2 separate regions of the Mus musculus genome follow, and region 1 is linked to region 2. The links are chromatin loops, found by intact Hi-C in ENCODE. Cell type or tissue: heart. All regions are shown on one strand.

The links. Hi-C counts contacts between places; a loop is a spot of excess contacts. Peaks named below come from ENCODE experiments on the same cell type or tissue, not always from the same donor. Only the 100,000 strongest peaks of a DNase experiment are listed, where the experiment ranks them.
Region 1: a loop joins it to region 2, with 4 times the contacts of the local background. A loop is called at or near these places in 11 of 42 quality-filtered maps.

What each region holds. Positions count from the first base shown.
Region 1 is chr6:108,528,845-108,536,844 of GRCm38, reverse strand. The region is part of intron 60 of Itpr1 (inositol 1,4,5-trisphosphate receptor 1); the gene reads right to left. Gm44040 (a long non-coding RNA gene) reads left to right here and starts at 1,090. Exons shown (of 2, transcript XR_003956493.1): 1 at 1,090-7,682; 2 at 7,849-8,000. In heart, no CTCF peak of the experiment used is centred here; DNase peaks (open chromatin) are centred at 1,934, 3,844, 4,674 and 5,224; H3K27ac peaks cover 1,661 bases.
Region 2 is chr6:108,452,295-108,460,294 of GRCm38, reverse strand. The region is part of intron 44 of Itpr1 (inositol 1,4,5-trisphosphate receptor 1); the gene reads right to left. It overlaps Gm35165 (a long non-coding RNA gene), which reads left to right. Exons shown (of 5, transcript XR_869349.3): 4 at 5,848-5,938. Among named protein-coding and RNA genes, the nearest start is that of Gm35165, 16 kb to the left of the region's middle. In heart, a CTCF peak has its summit at 3,485; DNase peaks (open chromatin) are centred at 1,924, 3,054, 3,484, 3,934 and 1 weaker place; H3K4me3 peaks cover 823 bases; H3K27ac peaks cover 3,676 bases.

The sequences.
Region 1 (8,000 bases), 77 kb before region 2:
GCAGGTGTTTTTTTCTTCCCAGGTTCAAGTGGAGGAGCTGTTCTGAGAAAGACTCCAGAGAACCCATGGCCTCCTGAGAGGGAGCCCTTCCCTCTCTGCAGTTAACCCAATTGAAAGTGTGCATTCCTGAGGATATAGCTATAGCTGTGTACAGAGAGAGCAGCAGCAGCAGACCACAGATCCTGTGACGCTGTTGTGAAAGTCATAGTTTGTGTTGGGAGGACTGCTCTTGCTGTTTGAGACGCATCCAGTGTTTTCTGACAGGCATGTGGTAGAGCAGGTTACTTACCAAACCCTTTGTTCTTCTATAGAAAGTCTCATGAGAACATGAGGACTTGGGAGTTGGGTGAAGGGTAAAACAGATGGGTCATGGAAGAGAAGGCAAGATCTAGAAAATGGAACTCTTGCTTTGCCCCCAAGTAATCCCTTTCGGAAGATTCTAGAAGTCAAGACTATCTTCAGCTCAGATGGTAGCTGCAACTCTGTGTCTTTTGGCTCACTAGAAACCGAGAGGCCAGAAACACACTGGAGTTCAGTCTTCAACTCCGCAGAATGCTTAGAGGGCGGAGGGAGACGGAACATAACACTTATTTTGACAAAGAGGACATGTAGGGTACCCAGCAGACTTGGAATCAATTGTCTCTTTGGTGAGCAAGGCTGGGTCATTTACGCTGAAGAAGAAAGTAAAGTATTCTTTAAAGTGCATTTGTTCTTTATGCTCCATGACTTTCACATTTATACATTAAACCCCCCTGGAAAGTATATTCCAACTTGGTAAACTCAGTGGATGCCACAGGCTCTGAGGGAGAGGCACACGAGGTCCAGAGGTTTTAGGGCAGTGAAGCTAGCCTGTGTGATTCCGTAATTCCAAACCACATGCCTGTCAGAAAACACTGGATGCGTCTCAAACAGCAAGAGCAGTCCTCCCAACACAAACTATGACTTTCACAACAGCGTCACAGGATCTGTGTGTGTGCTGCTGCTGATCTCTCTGTACATAGTTATAGCTATATCCTCAGGAATGCACACTTTTAATTGGGTTAACTGCAGAGAAGGAAGAAGGAAGGAAAGACAGGAAAGGGAGGAGGTGAGACTCGATACATGGGAAAATGTGCTTCCTGCTCCATTTCTCTATAAACCTAAAATTGTTGAGAAAAATTTAACGAGAGAGAGAGAGAGAGAGAGCGAGAGAGCGAGAGAGATATCTTCTACCTGGAATTTCATTGCTACCTCAAAGAAGCTACCAATGAGAATCCAGTCAACCTAAACCACAGATGTTGCTTTTTCACCACTTCTATACACGTCTACCACAGATTTGTGACAGTAGAAAGAGCAAAGGCCTGGATCAAAAGCTAGGCAGAGTTAGAGGTGTGACTTTCTCTATCCACACAGGACAGAGTGAGTCAGCTCATTTAGCTCAGGATTTCCTTTCTTCTCTCTGTCTCTCTGTCTCTGCCTCTCTGTCTCTCTCCCTGTCTCTGTCTCTCTCTCTCTCAAGAGCTTACTAGCTATTGCACTTGGTGACAATAAGGATCAAGTAGCTGTGAATGTGTCCCCTAAAATGGATGGTAATTGTATAAAAGCATTATAAATCAATAAAAAGTCATTTGCTCAAGGTCACATAGCTCACATGGAGGCAATGCTGTAATCTAGATATCAAGACTCCTACCTAAATTACTTTCTTTTTGTGCGATAAGGTTTTGGAGCCTCTGTTTTTCTCTTTGACCAGAGGTTTGTCCATGCTGCTTACAAGTTGAGGTGGGAGTCTGGCCGTTTGTGTGCTCGGAATGACATGACTGAAACAGGCACATTATATAATCTCCAGCTGGGCTGTGATGACCTGTTACCGTTCCTAGACTTAGTTAATAGTTGTTCTTGGATGATACAGCACAACAAAGACCAGCTCGTGCCAGCAGAGAGAACCGCACCCAGTTCTGATGAAATTCCCATCCACGGCCAGCTGCAGAATCACCCTTTCAAGTCAGTCTGGGGCCACAGGTGGAGTGTTCCCTGGGCACCCATAGCGACTGTGAGAAGGCAGAGTTCAGCACTGGGAGTGACTTGCCTGGGTCCTGGGCACCCGAGGCTGCCACGTTGAGCAAACCAGAGGTCAGGGAGGAGAAGGAGGTAGGCCAGCAGCCTGTGCCAGGCAAGGCAGGACTGGCCCCCTTTGAGACTGTTAATAAGAGACAATCTGGCAAAAGTCACACTTTTCTGGAATCCAGCATCCAAGCTGGCTTCTGACCTGCTGCTAAGGCGGCTTCCCTTGCAGTTTTCACCAGCTAAGGGCTGACCAGAACATTCCTGGAGTTGGAGATGGAGACCGTGACAATTTTCAGCAGTTTTGATTCTTTCTAGAGTCTGTAAGTTTTTAACGTTGACATGGTTGACTGAATCCAGTGCTTTCTTCTTTGCTTTGATGCCTAATCTGATAACCAAGGTTCTAAAATCTTTTCCCCCAACCAGCAGAAAGTCCTTCCGTTCATTCACCTTTGAACAGACACAGACACAGAGCTAGGTGTGGTGGCATATGCACTTGGGAGGCAGAGACAGGAAGATATTTATGAGTTCAAGGCCAGCTAGGACTACACAGACCGTGTCTCAACACACGTGAACCCACATACAAGTACACACACACACACACACAGAGCTAATAGCTGTCTCATGTGCCATGGTGTGCTTTCTGAGCTCTTTCAGCTGGGTTGACAGAACAGAAAACTCAAGATAAGCTTTGTTCAGGATCATTGCTTTGTAGCTATTCTGAGGGCAGGCTAGGAACACACTACCAGTCTTCCTGCCCACAGTTCTCAAGGAACTGAAGAGCTGGTCTGTACCTACTGACCTGAGAGTGGTGTGCAGGGATGGTGCCACCTCTGAAGAATGCATATCACATGCAGGCTCCCCCATCCTCTCCAAATCACCTATCCTACTCTCTAAATATTCACAAGCCCGAGTCTCCCCTGATGCCACTTTGAAAGGTGGTACCCAAGTCTTTTCCCTTCCCCATGTTCCCTGCAGGCATTCACTATAAAAAGACAGGTTTTTAATTTCCATTGTGTGCACTTGATAAAGACAGTCCATTTCAGAGTATTTTACAGGTTGAGTTTTATATCTCTTATACCTGTTTATCAAATATATATATATATATATATAGTATGTGTATATATGGCTGTATACTGTGGTAGCAACATGATACTACTAAGTGGTTATATCAGACAAAGTTGGTATTTGGAACCATCAGGAATGAATGCAGGAGTTAGGGCAAAGGAGTTACAGATGTTGCCTGAATGGGTGGCAGCCCAGTGGACTGTGTGATGGATGAAAAAAAATGGGAGGGGGGCTGGGTATATATTTTTTCTTTTTGTTTATTAGCTTTGTCTTGTTGGGTGATGTGTAAGTAAATATTTACTATACGCATATAAGCATGTGCTCTCTTGGGTGGTGAACACTCTCTCCGTGGCTCTATCCAACCTTTGTTGGTGTGACCCTGACGCTCTGCGGCCTGGAAGACCAGTCAGGTGGCTCCACTCCCCATGTTCCCCTTCAGCATCTCAGATCCTTTAGGGCTCTACTTTCTGTCAGAAAGGCTGTAACATACAGACTGGGGAAGATGCAGAGCATGCTAGAGCTGTATGCAGAAATGCAGGCCTGATGCCGAGTACATCCCAGCACCAGAAAGGTGTCCATGAAGTGCACAGGAAGGGAGGGGGGTGGCCCCACCCCCTCTACACCAGAGGACAGAACATGTTATGAAGTTAGGTGGGGAAACATAAGCTCAGCAAATGTTTTGTGCAGCTGCCACGGACAGGAACCCAAGCTCAAGCCCAGCGGGTGGGGTCAGAGCCTGGCTGGCTGGCTGGCTGGCTGGGAGGTGCACTGAATGGTGCTGACACACAGTTTCCAGCCCCTGAGAAGGCAGTGGCCAAATCCCTCTCCACTTCTCTTTCACCCTGATATTCTTGAACTTGGACGTGGTGTAACCTCGCTCCAGGGGGCATTCTGGGAATGGTATTTAGAGGGCAGCACAGGCTGTCTCCTCCCGTATAGGAGCTCAGGGCTTTTCACCAATGCATATGGCCTCCCAGGTTAGGCACAAAGTTGTTGCTATGGCACTGAGGACCGAAACACTGATATCGCTGCCCCAGGAATTTATCGAGACACTCCCTTCCTCCTAGCATCCTCCCTTGATTTCCAGAATCAAAGTCCAAACTGTATGCTTGAATGGAGCAATGGGATGTCACTGTCACATTTCCAATGCCGGGACAAAGCGGAGTCTGTCAAAACTCAGGTAAGACAGGTCAGGGTGGAGCTGGCTGCATATCCTGCCAGGCTGTGTCTCTCAGTTATATACCTCACATGGGCTCTCATTCTCATTTCCCTCCTGGAGTCTCCCCTGTGGCTGTGACATTTGAGATGCATTTCCCTATGCTGGGCAGCCCTTGCTCCACAGCCACCCAGAACCTTGATTTATCTAGGTATTATCCACGAAGAGTCTCCCTGCCAGTCCTTGGACTACCCTTGGCAGAAAGAAGCACTGTCCCTGCACTGGAGACACCACTGGAGACACTGCCTGTCTGCAGACTCCAGAGTGCAGGCACTCCTTCAGGTCAAGCAAAGTGCACAACTTGGGCCAGTTCTGCTTTAAGACAGAAGGGAGTGACACCCACGCAGAGGCGGGCACTTACTCCCCATTCTGATCTCTTAACCTTGCTAAGAGTAGCTTTCTGTTTACTTCCTGTGTCTTCTTATCGACTACAGACAAACAGGCTGAGGCCAGCGCTCCTCTCGCTTCCCAGTTTTCTCACCGTGGTCCCTCAGAGACCTTTTGTACTGTATACTTTGTTAACACAATTTATTTGCTTGGAACATTCCTTGACCAGACCTTTTCAGGAAGAAAAAAAAAAAAAGATTCTCACCTAGCTTCTGATACAGACTGCATTAGGCTCTTAAGGAAAGCCTCTACCAAGAATGCAAAGCAAGAGTCCCTCCCCTGCTGGGCAGACACTCTCCACTACCTGAGAGAGGATTAACAAAGAGTTCACAGCGGTGAGAAAGAGTCAGCCAGTCAGCGTGGGGCTTAAGGGTTGTCAGAGCAGACATTCTCCTGTCTGATTGTCACTGGGTGAAGCGCAGGGCCTGAGTCACCTGGGTGTGGAAGCTGGTCCGCCTGGTGGTTCTGATGGCTCCTCTCCCTTCTTGCTCTTAGACTCCTCTCTCCCCCAACCAGATCTGGCCACCAAGGACTATGCTTCGGTGTCTCAAGTGTAAGTGGTGGTAGAGGTGTTTATCATATATGTCAGATAAATTCTTTACCAGAGCTGTACACTCCCTGCCCTACTTCTGTCATATGGACACTCTCTAGCACTTGAGGTGGTCACCTGGGAGCCAGGCTGGCTATGCACAGCTTTGAGCATTAAACCCCATCTAACCACAAAGCTCAAGGCCTGCTGATTTATGCATTAGCCAGCCAGCATTACCCAGGAGATCCTCTTTCCGGCTCTCCTTCCTACCCCCCCCCCCCCATGGGGCCTTTTCTGCCTTTTTAAAAAGTGATTAATTCCACACCACTAGGGAGATGAAGCAGCCAGATGACAAAGGCTGCAGGCTCCTGACCCCAGGGCTGTGTGCAGGTGCACAGACTGCCCCCCCCCACTTGCAAGGGAACCTAGATGTGTGGGTGGGGCCACTTGAGGCTGAACTGGGGCCCAGCAGCTCTGGTCCAGCTGTGTGACCCTGCAGAGGCTGCTTTACCCGGCTGAGTTCTCATTGGTGAAGTGTTTATATTCTGCTAGGTATAGGATGGGCGAGATGCTGCACCGGAGGGTGATTAATGATAACCTAGGACAGGCAACCGCTATCCAATCAGCCCTGCTGTTGCCAGTGTACTCTAGCCGCTGTTCAGGTCACCTGGGGAAACACATTCTCCTTAGCCACTGCTGGGTCCTAGGTGACCCCAATGTTTGGCTTACCGCACCAGGACAAGTATTTTACATATCAAAGCAGATCTGGCCTTCAGGTTCTCCCAGCATCCTTCAGTCCTAATTTGGCACACCCAGCTGGCAACCTTGAATTTTCCAGCTGAGCTGCCTTTCCCCCAGAGGTTCTTCCTATATAATCCAGATATTTTGTTCTCGTGTTCTCTCTCTCTCTCTCTCTCTCTCTCTCTCTCTCTCTCTCTCTCTCTCTCTCTCTCTCTCTCCTTCTCCCTCTCCCTCTCTCCCTCCCTCTCCCTCCCTCCCCCTCCCCCTCTTGGGGCCGGTGAACTCACCTGAGAGCAGCTTCCCCATAACCCTGCGTACATGATCTAATCTGGTTTGAAATGGCTCATTTCATCGGCAGGATAGAAATAACCTGTCTATCACATGCTACCATGGAGGAGAGGCACTCAGAATAGCCCAGGATATTCTATCCAGTCACCCTACTGTCTATGAAGTTCACTCAGAAACACTTCTGGGGGGGGGGTATCTAAGATTATGAGGTGGAATTTCAAGATACATAAGTGAATCTGTGTTTAGTTAGGAAAAGAAATTCATCATTCATTTTTTAAACAAAACACCTTTCCTTTTAATGTTTTTTTTTTTTTTTTTTTTTTTTTTTTTGTGCTTCTAACATTCAAGAATTCAGTCTTCTCCCTTGAATACAGCAGAAAAAAGGGCAACTGTATCTTTCTGGGAATCATATATTTTGTCTCTTACCTCTAATGTCCCCACTTATGTAGTATTTACATCCTCCTGGGCAGAAAATTCATAGTGAATTCCTACCCAATAGTATCACCTTAACCTTACACAAGCACAAATCCTCAGTTTGGTGGGCACAGAACAAAGCCACTGGTGTAGAAATTATATAAAAGGGCATGCATATAACTGTGGAAACACATATGGAGATCCAGATTAACAAAACTCCTTAGGCTACTACCATGACTGGAGTTCCTATGAGAAAAGGCAGCCCTATCTATCTATCTATCTATCTATCTATCTATCTATCTATCTATCTATCTATCTATCTATCTATTTCTATGCTGCCAGGGGCTATATGAGGTCACAGCAGTCATAGCTTGCCTATGACAAAGATGACATCATTTCTATATATTAAGCTGCATATGTATTATAGGGGGCAGGGAACAGAAGAAAGCAAGTTTCTCCAGACTTCTGAGTCACAGCACTACTTACCATTGGGGTTGCAACCGAAGGTCAGGTCTACTAGTGAACCGAGAGTAACCCCACAACTCTAAGACCATTTCTCTGAATTGACAGAAACACCACTGATACTAGAGAAAGGGGAAGATACTGTTTTGTTTTGTTTTTTTTCCACATAGGAAGCTATTAAAATCAAGATGGCTTGGTGACCGGTGACCATTAGCTGGCAGCCAAGGTACCTCCCACAGGGATGGGACTACAAGGAAGCTCCCTTTGGCTCTTCTGTCACCATGTGGCCTTCCGTCTGCTGGCTGCTGTGCTTAGGCTTGCCCACCAGCTGTTGCCCTCCACACCCTCCTGCCACACTCTGGGTCTTATCTGTCTAGTCCCAGATGGGTGTGTGAGGTAGCATGAACCTGAATTTGTATAAGTCCCAGATGGTCAATGGGTTACCGATGTCCTATGACTTGCTGGGGATTACATGCCTATGAAAGAGCAGAGCTGGCACTCAGACCAGGATCTTCTGTCCCCACACCCTGTCTTTGGGTAGGAATGGGCTCTGTGGGAAAATCAACTGATGAAACAAGACAAGGGATGACCAAAAGGAGAGAGATGAGGATGCAGGTCATGTTGTACTTAAGTGAAATTTAACTTGTGGGCAAATGGCTGGGAATTTCTCAACTACAAGATAGTTTCCTTTGTTTCCCCCTAGGGATAGCAGAAAAGCACAACTGTCCTCGATGGAGAGGAAGAACCTTGTTACCTTGACTGTGGGCCATTTCTTGACTGAACTAGGGAAGGTGATACGGCTAACCTATTGAGCCTGTCCTCAAACTCCTGCAATCTTGTCTCCACATCCTGAGG
Region 2 (8,000 bases):
GGAGGTGGGGGTTGTGGGGGGGAGAGATAAGCCACATGCTAGGACATTAATTGTTTTACCCAAGCAAATGCGCCCCCGCATCTCCCAACTCTTCACACCCATTTTGCGATGAGCTTCACCAGGTATCATCCTGAGGCCACAAAGGTATCCCACAGTGAAACCTGTAGAAGGCTAAAGGGAGCAAAGGGCCAAAGGTGGGCAGGATGAAATGACACAGCCCTTATTCATGCAAGCGCATCTCAACAGAAAGCAATGCAGTCTACATCAGCTCCAGGGGCCTGGGTAAGGGGTCTTCACCCTGGAAAGAGGAAGGCCACGGTCGAGGCCCTGGCCATGGCTCGCTACTCTTTCCTACGTTGACGGGTGTGATGATCTGAGCTATTACAAAAGAGGCATGAAGAAGAAGAAGTCAGTCTGTAGAACAGACCCTCGCGGTCATGCATCTGTTCTGTGTACTTGCGGGGACCATTCATTAACTTAGACCAGCTTCCTGACTCAGAGCTCCGAGCTTCTCAGGGACCTTGCCTTGGAATTTAGAGCAGGACCAAGAATAATCCTTTGTTCACACATTTTCTGTGTCTGTGTGGAGCCCTGGGACTGAGAAGGAGCTCGCTAACCTATCCTTAGGGAGGCAGGCCGTGTGTGTGTGTGGGGGGGGGGGGCGGGGGGAATCTGGGAACTGGATGCCTTTGGGCAGGTCCCTCGCTAAACCCCTGCTGTAGTCGCCTCATCTTCAGGAGGAAAAAGGAGGATTAAGAACTATCTGAGAGGTTTATTGAGAGGAAGTAGGAAATACGTGTGACAACCCCTGCTTCCATGCTATCCCCTCCCACCCATCCCTGCTTTCAACACACTTGACTGGGACAAGTCCACTAGACCATAAAACCCAAAGAAAAATAATCACCCTCTCTCATGCCAAAGACAAAGCAATGTCGAGCTGATGGGAAACCCGCAGTCCCTTGCAGTCATCCCTGGACCACCGCTCCAGCTCCTCTCACCCTCAGACACAGACCTGTGAGACCATCACATCCCCCAACCCAGCCCGCCCATTCACTATGTTGGTGAATGTCCCTGTGGCTTGGGAAGCATCTGACAGTGACATGTACAGATCACCAATCCGACGGAGGTGGTCAGGTTGAAATTACACGGTCCTCATCTTCGGTAGCTCAACCTATTCCATCCCTGGCAGCAGTAGTACGCATCCAGGCAGGTCACTGACCTGAGCCAACTTGGTGCCCTTTAGAAGTACAGAGTAAGGACTGGCAGAGAGCACGAGGATCAGAGGATCACCTAATCCAGCCTCCCACCTGGTGACAGGCGTAGTACCAAAGCTGAGCAGTCACCTCATGCTGCTGCCCGCCCTGCACTCCGTTGCTGCCACACTGGCCTCCTCAGCCATGCCAACACACCCCGCTCCGGGGCCAGGATACCCTTGCTCTTAACCCCATTCCATCTGGAAGGTCTCAGCATCCATGTCTCCTCCGCGAGTGCCCTTCCCATCCTCAAGGAGCAATTCCTTGCTTCCGGTCTCACTCTCCCAGTTTTGCTCAGGTTCCCTAGCCGGCTCACCCACTGGATGGCATACCATTGAAGTCCCTGCCCCAACCCGCACAAGCATTTTGTCCAGTGCCTAGTATTTATTGTCTTAATGAATAAATAACAACCCTAAGGGAGGCACAGTTCCAAAAACCTTAATTCTGGGAATGTGAAAGCTCAAAGTCCCGCTAAATGGGGAAGTGTCCCACCTTGGGGGCGGCTGAAGGGAGGTGTGGAGCTGGCACTTAGCAGGCTTTTGCTTCTAACTCTGGGACAGGTTCAGCCTGGCTGGGGATCTTTAATCTGCCCAGTTAACTGTTAACCAATAGGGCCTCAGAGACACAGCTGCCTGCATCATTAACTTGGGAGCAGGAAGGGCCATCCTTTGTGGGCCCTCCACCTTAGAAGCTGGCTGTCTCCCCAGGCTCCACAGCTACAAACTCCAGGCTCGACAGTCTGTGGGGTCATGTTGCAAGAACATTAATAAAGCCACATTTCTCAAACACCAGCTGCTGAGGGTGACTCCACCACACCTTCCTTCAATTACAGTCCCTCCCCCCCCCCCCACACACACATTTTAAAGTCTTGGATTTTTGGAACAGTTGCGGAAGAATACACATGGCTTACAGAACCACAGGCTTGAGTGTCTGAACCACGCTGATGAAGCAAGCTCAAAATGCAAGCGTAGGGTACTGGTAAAACGCGGAGGGCTACTTTTCCAAGGGATCTTAGTGGACCTTGAGAAATCTAAGTGTGGGCAGGCTCTGAAGTGGCAAGTGGCGCTAAGATATAGAGCGGCGGTCAGCTGTGAACACCAAGAACGTTCTCAGAACTGAGGGCTCCAGATTTGTGTCTGAGGTGACTGAATTGCTTCATATTCAGGATCAAGCTGCTGCCTAGCCCAGTAAAAACCACTGTAGGTAGGGCTTGCCCAGCACAAGCGCAGCAGTAGAGCACTTGCCCTGGGTTCTACATCCAACACCAGGGAGAAAGAGAAAAAAGTCTCAACCACGAAGTTCACTCTCTTGGAAGGTTTCCAAAGGGAAAGTCCCTCAAGTTACTCAGAGGGAAAAAAAAATTACCTACTCAGTCTGGAATCTGGGATGTTTTATGCAGATGTCTGCCGCTCTAGTTAATGAAGGGAAGTCAGCCGGCCTTTGATTATTCAAACAGCTACCTCCAGTAAGGATTGCACAACTCGTAAGCAATGAAGGGGTGGGCTTGACTTTTTAAATTTTTTTTTAACTTTAAAAATCTTAAGCCTGTTTTGCTGGAACTGTCCCCCCCCCCACCCCCACCCCCAACCCACCCCCACCCCCCCCCGCTGGAGTTTTTCATCTCAACTTATTCTTTTGTACTTGTTAAAAGCTTCCGCTCTGCTGAGAGTGTGGACACAAAGTCAGCACAGAAACCTGGGTGGCTTCCCTCAGAAGCCGAGGTGCAGGGAGCAGGGAGCTCTCCCTGGCAGCCACAGGGCTCTCAGCCCTTCCTTCCTTCCTTGCTATGTATCAGAGTCAGGGAGGGAGGGTGTGTGTGTGTGTGTACACGAGCTCTCACACACATGCACTGTTCTCGAGACAGATGGAGGATCAAACCCAGTTTCACCCGTGCCAAGTACACACTGTCCCACTTAGCTAATTCCCTAGCACATGACTTTTTCTATTTTTTTTAAAATGTGTGTTAATCCAACCTGTAACTTTCAGGTAACAGGGGTCATCATTGTGGGACAAACTTCCCTTGTTTTCCTTTTATAAAGTGTGACTCTATTTCATAATAATATGGCTAGAGGGGACAGATGTCATTCAGTTTAGGGCAAGAGCAGAGACCAGGATGTAGGGAAACACAAACAACCGCTCTCCTCCGGGGCAAACTGCTGTGCTAGGAGCAACGGAATCCACCTGGTTCCGGAGCAATCTAGCAGGAGACAGAAAGCTTCCATCCCGCCACAGGGAGGCTAAGCCCGGGCAATGGAGGGAGTGGTTACGAAAAATCACGGGAAAATAGACAGGGGAGGGTGGGAAAGGAGCACCTTAGGAAAAACTCTTCTGAGGCCCTGGGGCTACACAATGGGGGTGTTTGTGGAAGGGAGGGAAAATATTCCTGTTTCCTGAGGCAGCTCCAAGAAATCACGAGTGGGCGTGAGAAACAAGGAAGCGCATGGATTAAAAAGAAAGAAAAGAAAAGAAGGGGGTGGGGAGTCAGGGAAGGAGAGAGCAGGATCCTTGAGAAACAGGGGAATTAAAAAACACCATGGCAACAATGCGGCCCACCTACTACCCCTGGCCGCCCACCCACAGCCTGATTCTTTACTGACGCATTTTGAGAACAAGCTGGTTCCTACCAGCTCAGGAAGGTGAGCAAACCCAGAGCTCATTAAATCCCAGCTCTGCGACTCTTGCCTGCCTGCAGATAGTGAGCAAGGAGGACATAAATAGAAGTTATGTAACAGCGCTTTGTTGATTCCTGTGCTCACCAAAAACATGCGGCATGACCTGGTTTTTCTTTAAAGTTCGCCTTGGCCTGCAGGTTGCCGACTCTAAGGCAGTGAGGAACCATCTTAATGTTTAAACAGCAGGATACAGACTTCCGAGTTAAAAGGAACTCAGGCCAAAGCTAGGAATCCTTGGGGCAAGTTATCTCTGGATATTTAAAAAAAACAAACAAACAAACAAACAAAAAAAAAACCAAGAATAACAACAACAACAAAAAACCAACAAACAACACAATAGTAACAAAAACGGGTGAAAAATCTTGAGATTTCCTCTTAGGACCTTTCCTGATGAAAACTGAAAAACTTGAGGGTAAACGCCCACAGCAGAGCCTCAGGAGAGTGGCTCCTGTGGGTTTTACAGGGAGATGACAGAATGAACAAAGAAATAGAATAGAAAAGAAAGCAAGCATGAGTGCCCCTCGGTATGGTGGAGGAGGAGGTTTATTGTAGATAAAAAGGAGAGAGAGCCCAGAGTTAGAGTATGCAGGCACATCTGGGAGAGTCCAGAGTAGATGTGACTAGACGGAGAGGCACTATTTGAGGAAGGGGGGAGGGGGAAGAGAGGAGATCCATGTGCATCATCCACAAGACCCAAACAGACACCAAGAGCAGGCAACCAAAAAGGCCCAGCCCCTGGACTGGAGAAATTTAAGCTAGGGGGTGGGGTGTGCCAGCCAAGAGGGCCCTGTAACAGGTAAGGATTGAGGGACAGGACAGGCCCGCTTTGACATGTTACATAGCCACCCCAACCATTCGTCCCAGGTTTGAAACCCAACATCTAGTAGCAGAGATCAAGATTTCCAGCTAAGGGCTGGGTTCTAACTACCTTTCAGACACAGGCAGCTGTCTCTCTTTTCCTTAACAGGCAGGACAGTAAGAATCCAGGAGGCTACAAAGGCCTCCCACAAACAAGATGACACCAACAAGCTTTGCTCTGCCAAACCAACAGGCCCTAAAGCCTGGCCTGTTTTGGCCAGGCCCTCCAGTGGCTGAGTCCTGCCTGGGCTCAGTCATAGTCTCTCCTAGGCTTCCTTCTAAGGAGCTGTGCTTACAGGATGCGCCCCTGAGCCAGAAGACTTCTTACTTAACCTGTTGATGCTGTCAGACTGTTTCAAACACTGTTACCATGGAAACTTCCCTAGTGGATTGTTCTTCAAGACAACAGTACAGGTGCTGGTCCCAGGAAGCTTTTCTTGAATCTTAGGATGTACGGTGTAGACTACGGAGACTTTTAAACCCATAATGTAAGGGTTTCAACTCAAATGTTTTCAAAGATCAGACCGGTAGGCATCAGTCAAATGAAGGGTAGGATGTGATGTCCCTAGAGCACAAAGATGGGCCACTTTAGTGCTCCAAGTCTAGGTAAGTTCAGCATTTTGGGCAAGCAAAATCACTCCGGTGGGCTATAATCAGCTCAGCGGCTCTCATTGTACTGTGGGATTTCCTTCCTTATCAGAAGTCAGAGGTAGTCAAAACCTGAGCACTTAGATCAGGCAGGAGGCTGGGGATCAAATGAAAGCAATTAAAGATATCTTTGTCACAATATTAAAAAGGTTCAGATGACTCATATAACGACTAGGACACGAGATGGTGGTTGTTTGTTTTTCGTTTAAAAAGATCAAAGATCAGCAACAAGGATTCATGGTGATTAATCACAAACCCCTCACCTAACCCTAACCGGGGAGGAAAGCAGCACAAGATTCAAGGCAGTGGTAGAAAACGCCTCTGGACAGCCTCTGGTTTGGCTGTGACACTGACTGCAGGGAGTCTTTCTATAAGCCCATTAGCTCCATGCCTTCCCCTGTTCTCCATCCCTGCAGGGAAGCAGCTATTCTCCTGTCTACAGTACAGAGAGTGGGGAACTGGCAGAAACCAACACATCTTCATGTGCCGACGCAGCAACGTTGCCAGGTAACAAATGTAGAAATGTACTCAGAAAACTGTATGTGACAATATGCAACCTCCGCTCTGCAGCTGATAACCAAGAGAGTGTTAAAACACTATGTTCTCTTAACACTTCGGCTTTAGTGTGAAAATAAAATTAAATGGGATACTTCCTCTTGTAAATACAAGGCAGGCATACATCTCACACACACATGCCAAACTGGGAACAGTAGAAGGGGGTTTGTGACACCCCTCACTGGTCTATCCCAGCAATCCCGCTCCACGAGGAGTCCAGAAAACCCCGAGAAATGTAGCGACTGAACACGAGCCTTTTTACGGTGGATATATTCGCCTCTGGCCAGACAGAGCTACGCATGATGAGAAAACAAATGCAAACTGAAGAAAAGCTTATACAACAATATGAAACTGAATGTGCTTCCCTGTGCGGGTTCATGAGTCAACCTTTAAAACTGATTGCCTATGCCAAAGCAGCAAGTGCTTGCTGCTCAGATCAATCAAGAACTATGGCCTTCTCTCACCTCCAAAGATAAAGCAGACACTACTAACAAGGCCATGGTCAGGGTGAACAGTTGACTGACGAACTTCCTGCCTGTGTGACCCAAAGACTGTGTCATATGGAATGTAGGTGAAAGAGTGGGGAGGGAGAAAGACTTGCATTCAAACCTTGGTCCTGACAGCTGGAGACTGAGTGATACTGGATTTACTGGACAGGTGGAGCCTTGGGTTCCTCGTCCGTAACTGAGGGCATCTCATATAACCCAACTGCTTTCCATGCCACAGTTTCACAGGAAAGTCTTCCTGTCACTAATTTTCATTGACCTGGGAACCTGAAACTTGCTGGAGGTGAAACCTGTAACGTGTACAAGTTTTATTTGGCAAGCGAGCAATGCCCAGGCTGAAGGGAAAAGCCTTTCATGGCTTCTTCTTATGTCATATATGACCATGTTTACTGACAAAACAAAACAAAACTAACCACTCAAGCTATCTTCTGAGGTACTAGAATGCCAGAGCATCCTCCAGTGAGAAGGCTCACATGCCATTTGTCTCACCAAAAGATGCAAGGTCCCTAAAGGGGGAATGGACCCATGTCAATGTTAGGAAAGTTGATGGAAGAGTCTCAGAGAAACCAAAACTAAGACGTGTCAGGAAACAACATCTATGCAACCACCAGCTTGCTCTGGCATTCTAAGTGCATTCAACTCTGGGATCCCGTTTCCTCTTCGGCAAATAAAGGGGCCACAGTAGCACCTTTTACATAGGACTGCCACAAAGTGAAAATTAGCTCAGGCAGAAAGAACACCACGTTGAGTTTCTGGCTTCTGGTACTCCTTATTTATTATTAGTTATTATTAGGTTGTTATTAAGAAGTTATTATTAAGAAGAAAAAAAAATGAAAAACTTAGCCCTAAGATATTTCTCCATTGCTTTTGTACATTTATTTCTCTTGGGCTCAGATGAACCTGTTTTGTTCTGTAAGGGACAAGCCCACTTTCCATTTGCCTGGAAGGCTTCCCAAGCCCTGTCTGAAATTGCTTCTATTCTGAAAACTTTCATCCATCCCCTGAGGCAGAGGCAGGGAGAGCTCCACCTCTGGTCACAGTGCCTTAAGGAATGATCCCACCTCGACTGGAGTTGGGTGAAGACCCAAGGGGACCAAGGCCAAATCTTCTTGCCCCACCCAGTGCTCCAAAAACGCTTCTGCATATGCTAGCAGAAGAGGCATGCTCAGTCTGAATGTGATGAGTCAGTGCCCATGATCCCACTCTGTGGGTCATTCCTAGGAACTCAGCGAGACCATATGTGGAAGGTACTCAGCTCAGCTGACACATACACAGTTAGACATTCTTGCCTAACCCAGTTTACTTGCATGCAGGTACAGGGATGGACAATATGTGGGAAGGAGAGGGCAGAAACCTAGGCAGTGCCCCATTTTACAGGGCATCCAAAGACATCACCAGAGTGTCAATCGAGTCTGTTCTCTAAGGGAGACTTTGAAGACAGGGGACAAGATGACCAGGCTTCTCTTAGGAAGTGTCACTGACAATAATGCTAAGAAAGACATGGTAGC